Regions from separate parts of the Homo sapiens genome. Here region 1 is linked to region 2. Evidence: chromatin contacts called from ENCODE Hi-C or POLR2A ChIA-PET data. All regions are on one chromosome and are shown on one strand. Each heading gives the region's core, a stretch centred on a gene start or an enhancer-like site at or near the end of the contact. The rest is flanking DNA. Distances are from core to core; before and after follow the strand shown. Region 1 holds the start of HMG20A (high mobility group 20A). Region 2 holds the start of ADPGK (ADP dependent glucokinase).

Region 1 (2,790 bases), core at 233-2,732, 4.6 Mb after region 2:
GCAGCCGAACCACTCACAACCCCCAAACGACCCCGCCAGCCCACACGTTCGCGGGCTCCCCAGCCGCGGCGCGAAGGGAGCAGGCAGGGAGCCACCCGGCTCCGTCCCGACGCTGCCGGCGAGGCTGCGCCGATGCTCCCGGGTGCGGGAGCGGGCTGACCGTGTGGACCCGGCAGGAGCCAGAGAAGCCCCTCCTGCCCCGGCCTCCCCGCGTCCAGCTCCTCCAGGCTTCACTTTCCCCCGCAACCTCCCAGCCGCGCCCGGGGGCGTCCCTCGCGGCAGGTCCCAACTTTCCTTCCTCTGGGGGGCGTCGCGCTCCCGGGGCCGCCGCCGAGGGAGGGGGCAGGGGCGGCAGGGGGCGCGCGGCACCGGCGGGGCGCGGGGGTGGCCGGGGAGCTAGAGCCCGCGCCGGGCGGGACGCACCGGCCGCCAGAGCCCCGGCGGCGGCGCCACCCAGAACCCGCGCCGCCACCCAGAACCCGCGCCGCCCCGCCCGGATTCCCCCGGGTCAGCGCCCTCAACCCGCGGCAACCCTGGTCCCACAGACGGCGCGTGAGTAGAAGACAACCGAGCGGACGCGGACAGCCGGGCCGCTGTTACCTGAGGGGCGCACACGCCGCCGCGGCGACCACCATCACCGTCCGTCCCGTCCCCTTCCTGGTGACCACGGCCGCCGCCGCCGAGCAACTGACACTGACTAACAACAACTAACTAACTACTCGCCGCGGCCGAGTCCACCGCGCGCTCCCGGCCGCTCGCCGCCCGCCCAGCCCACCAGCCTGCCCGCCTCCTCTCGGCCCCGCGCGCCGCCCCTCCGCGCGCGCCCTCGCCCGCTCGCCGCGCTCCTGGAGCCGTGAGCACGCGCGCGCTCACGGGCCCCGGTCGTCTCCCAGGTCTCCCTCAGCCCCAGCGGGAGGAGTCACCGCCAGGCCCCTCCTCTCTGCCTTCCAACCTCCAGAGGACGAGACCTAAAGGGTGCCTGATTGGCTGCGGAGGGCGGGGCTAAGACAAGGGGCGGGGCTGCCGAGACCTTGGGCCCGCGTGAGGGAAAATTTGGGTTCGATTAAGCCGCAGAGGAAAAGACCAGGGGAGTCTGGGCCCATTTGGGCGTCGGGGCCCGCTAGGTCAGCCGTCATCGAATACAGAATATGTTTTCGAGGACGCTAATATGTAGTCATGACCAATTTCAGTTCTTCTACTTTCTGCGGGCCTTCGCAATAAAAAAAAAAAAACTACATCTCCCAGAAACCTCCACGAAAATAAGGCTCACCTTGCGTAACCACGTAGTCCTTCGCCGCATTGGGGCAAAATAATCCCTTCATTTTTGTGAAGGTACCGTGGAAAATATTTCATTTTTCTTCTCACCGGAGCAATTGTAAATGCTATGCGGTAAGAGGAGTTACCTGTGGAAAGGTGGTTAAGAGATTAGGTAAAGAAAAGGAAAGGACACCAAAATAAAGTGCTGCGGAAGAATTTTTGTCCAGCTGTGAGACGACGAGTGCGTGAAGTGAAGGCGATTGAGAGGGGCTGAGGGAATTGTCCTCTGTGGAAGGGACTTTCTTTTGGCCCTAGGCCCCTTCCTGCCCCTGTCGTCAGCAGGTCAGTAAGCAAGGCGAGCTTGGGGGTGGCCCCAGTCGAGATGCCCTTCACCCCTTGAAGATCACCCCTCTTTTGGTGGTGGTGGTACTGGTTTGTCTCAGTTGGAGGCCGGCTGAATGGGGGCGCCTCAACTTCCGGTTGGGGGAGGGGAGGAAGGCCGTCCTGGGGAGGGGGGACACCCTCACTTCCTGTGGGGGGGTGGTGATGGTTTGGGGGTGTCCGACCCACTTCCAGTGCTGATGAGGGCTTGAAAAGGTGGTGCTTGGTGCCATTCGCGGAGACATTATCTTGCAGCTTGGGGATTGTGTTTTATGTGAAAAGTTAGATTATTCCAAGTTGTGCTGAACACCAACCTGCAGTCAGAATTTATGAGTTTGCTTCCACGTGGAATATGGAGCATTTCCTCCCCAGCAAAATTGTCTGTGTTTTCTTCAAAGAATTCGAAAGCCCTTGTTAAAAATCTCTATGCACCTTTGCAAGACGACATAGCTTGTGTGACTGATGAATTGCCAACACCTGCACCCCTACTCAAGTCCAGCCTTGGCTGGGTGAAGTGTGGTGCCCTCTGCCTTGACATGCAACAGGAAATCTAGCTTCTCTTTTAAGGAGATAACTTTTTATTTAGGGGACTGAATATTTTACATAAAATCTGGGGCATTTTCATCTTAGCAGAATGAAAGTATCACACTGAAGTACTCAAATTTGAGGTTACCTTAACTGATAAAATTGACATCTTAAATTATTAGGACTGTTGATTTTGGGCTACAGGTTTTGCCCTGTGCCTGAGAACAGCTTCTTCAGCCTTAAAAATTCTTATGTGTAGCTTACACGTAACATTTTTGAAAGTTGTATTTTATTACATTTTCCTCCTTTGTAATTTAATTCATCACTGATTTTTAAATGGTATCTGTTCTTTGTGGTTTTAAAGTATAAAGCAAGGGTCATGAGACTCAGCTCAGATTCTAAACAGGAAAAAGTTGGCTCACAAAGGACAAAAGGTCAATAAGAACTTTCTGGTTTTCAGTAGCTCATTTTTAATAAACTATATGTGAGGCGGTAATAAACACTCAATAATTTTGATTCCTTGGTTCTGTTGTCAGATAACACAATACTTAGAAGGGTGTGTGTCTGTGTATTGAAGGAATCAATCTATTTGAAGCTTACTTTGTGAAATCTGAATGTTAGTAATTT
Region 2 (2,807 bases), core at 216-2,715:
GGCTTGAGCTCAGGAGTTCGAGACCAGCCTGGGCAATATAGCAAGACCTCGACTCTACTAAAAAAAATAAAATAAATAAAAAATTGGCTGGGCGTGGTGGTGCTTGCCTGTCGTCCCAGCTACTCCAGAGGCTGAGGCAGAAGGATCTCTTGAGCTCGGGAGTTCGAGGCTGCAGTGAGCAGTGATTGCACCACTGCACTCCAGCCTAGGCGACAGAGAGAGAGACCCTGTGTCCAAAAAAAAAAAAAAAAAAAAACCCCAAAATTATAGCTAATATCGAATGCTTTTTAAAGCAGGCACTATGCTAGAGAGATTACATGAATGATGTCATTTAATCTTCAGGCCAAGTTTGCTCTACTTTACCCCTCCCGGCCCCAACACTCCACAGAAAGTAGTGAGCTACATGGTAGAGGGCCTGCTTTTATGTGGTGGTTATACATAACTCTGAGATTACGGCAAGAAAGTCAAATCGAACTGAGACAGGGACTAAAGTTAGTGTTTACAGTATCAATACTATAAAGAAAATAATTACATTCCCAAGGAAAAGTACAAAGAAAGGAGGTAGTGTCATTTGGAAGAACCTTAAATATGCAGTGTCACTGAAGTCAGGGGAAGAAAAGAATTTCACGGAGAAGGGCGTGTTCAATGCGTGGAAGGCTGCAGAGTAGATAATGAAGATTCAAAAAGGCAAATCTGAGAGGAGTTGCAGTACAGTCGTGTGGTTTCTAGACTACACGGCGTTTCGAAAGTGGGTAAAGGCAGACATCACGCGTCTTCAAGAAGTTCAGAAGAAAGAGGAAGAGTGTTGTCATAGTGGGTAAGGTCAAGTATCTTTGATTGCAAAACAACAGTCGCCAGAAGAGAAGGGGCTAAAAGTTGGAACGAGGAAGAAGGCTCGGAGAAAGGTGTCAGACAAAGCGGGATTAGCAAGAAGCTGTTAGGGCTGGTCCTACCGGGATGAGAGAAAGGCGCAGAGGCCAGCCGAGTGGAAAGAGCAGCGGTGACGAACCGGGTTCCACTCAGACGTCCGACACTTCTCGCCAAGGGGCCAGCGCGGACAGCAGCGCCTCCCGGGGACCTCTGAGAAGCCCTGTTTCTGCGCGGCTCCGCCCGACCTCCAAGGCCGACCTCGGAGGCTCAGAGACCCAGGCCCCGTTGGCACTCACCCCACTGCCACGCGGCGCCAGCGCCGGACTGGCCGCACGATAAGCGCGTCCCAGGCTGCCGCCAACCGGCCCTCGGGGGAGACGGGTCCCGGGGGCGCAGGCGCGGGCCCCAGACACAGCGAGCTCCAGAGAGAGCGCAGCGCCGAGCCTGGCAGCTCTGGCTCCAGCAGGAAGACGCAGCCCACGGCCAGCGCCAGGAAGCCCGCGTACGCGGAGCCGCGCCACAGCGCCATGGGGACCCAGGCGCCGCACCTGCGCGAACCAACTCCTTTCCTAGCCCGCGCCTCTTCCGGGCTCGGCGCGCGCCGATGTCGACACAAGCGCTACGTCACAAGGGTGCGCCACGGGGCCCCCCAAGGGGCGGGGCGACGGGCGGCGCCAGGACGGAGCGAGGGGGGACCCCACGCCTCAGTCCCAGGCCTGGCACTGCGGTGTTGCCGCCCCGGAGGAGGTGGGACAACGGCGGTTGTGCCAGTCCGGGCGCTGCACCCCCTTCCCGGAACTCTAATCGTATCCCCAAATAGAGGGATGGGAACACATTTGCTTTCGCAGTAAAACGAAACGGACAGATTGTGAAGAAGCGGACAAACCTCGCGTTAATATTCGAACCAGTGGGTGTCCCCATTGGCACGGATCACACCCCCATCTTTTAATCCCTCCCTCCGCCCGTGTCCCCTCATTTGCTAGACTTGTCCTCTTCCAGGCCTAGTGCTCGGCGCTTCTGAGAGGAATAGGCTCACAGAATAGCGGCGCTGCCGAGACCCCTGGGGTACGCGAGGCAGGGGGATTCCGCCCCTTTGGAAGGTGGCCGAGACCCTCAGCCACTAAAGGACTTCGTCGAGACAGGAGAGCCCGCAGAGATCGTTCTCTTCTGGATAACCAGATTATTCCACAATCAAACTTTAACCCTTTTGGGGGCGCTGTTCCCTTTAACAAACTCTGGAAAATGTACACAATCTTGTGCACAACACGAGAGTTATGGACCTGGGTTGAGAAACGCTGCTTTCTTTTGTTCCCCCTTGGTGACATCACTTAAACCCAGCCCTCTCTTCGCTGATACTTTTCTGTGCATGAGGCTAGGTTGAGAGACAGTGAAGCTAGGCTGGGTACCAGCTCATTCTCATCAGCCACAATGCCCGGCCTAGTCTTGTTCCCTGGTTTGTTTCCACTTTTCCAATTCTCTCGGCTCCTGACCTTGGCTTTGTGTCCAGTTTTCCACTGTGACCCTGACCTTTGGACTTGGCAGCGAAACTTTATTTCCCTAACTTTGATCTTGGGCATTAGTCTTCATTCTCCTCAGCCCCACCTCATCAGAACTTCCCCATCCTGGTCATCTACCTTCCCGCAGTTCATCCTACCCAGCCTACCTGACCATGCCATCCCTTTCGACAAAGATATTCACACAGGAACAGATTTGGGCTACCTTGGAAAAGAAGCCAAAGAGCCAGTCAGATCTTTATGAAGCCATGAAAGCCATCTTCCCTAGAGTTGCCTGTCACTTCTCTCTCCTTAGGGAGACATGTCAGTCAGTTCCTAGAGAAACTGCTTCTTCTCACAACCCTCAGCTGTCAGGTTTCCCTGGCACCCAGAGGGGACTGAGCCAGCAGCTGACCTGAAAACAGCGAGTCTGCTGACTGTCCA

What was found. Hi-C counts contacts between places; a loop is a spot of excess contacts on that map. ChIA-PET counts read pairs that join two places held with the same protein, here RNA polymerase II (POLR2A). Pooled maps may share reads with other maps.
Region 1: a loop to region 2 is called in a map of CD8-positive, alpha-beta T cell, with 14 times the contacts of the local background. The contact joins the promoter of HMG20A here to the promoter of ADPGK in region 2. A Hi-C loop is called at or near these places in 1 of 168 maps with a recorded cell type or tissue (CD8-positive, alpha-beta T cell) and 6 of 50 pooled maps. POLR2A ChIA-PET finds 5 or more read pairs at or near these places in 1 of 52 experiments (T-cell).

What each region holds. Positions count from the first base shown.
Region 1 is chr15:77,419,406-77,422,195 of GRCh38, forward strand. HMG20A (high mobility group 20A) reads left to right here and starts at 1,483. Exons shown (of 10, transcript NM_001304504.2): 1 at 1,483-1,599. PEAK1 (pseudopodium enriched atypical kinase 1) reads right to left here and starts at 699. Exons shown (of 10, transcript NM_001385026.1): 1 at 601-699. RefSeq lists silencers at 85-294, 305-474, 725-1,044 and enhancers at 1,495-1,544, 1,935-1,984.
Region 2 is chr15:72,782,293-72,785,099 of GRCh38, forward strand. It overlaps ADPGK (ADP dependent glucokinase), which reads right to left and starts at 1,466. Exons shown (of 7, transcript NM_001365225.1): 1 at 1,167-1,466. The coding sequence starts at 1,399. It overlaps ADPGK-AS1 (ADPGK antisense RNA 1), which reads left to right and starts at 543. Exons shown (of 3, transcript NR_040107.1): 1 at 543-2,807. RefSeq lists enhancers at 842-911, 1,672-1,731, 1,782-1,991 and a silencer at 1,162-1,621.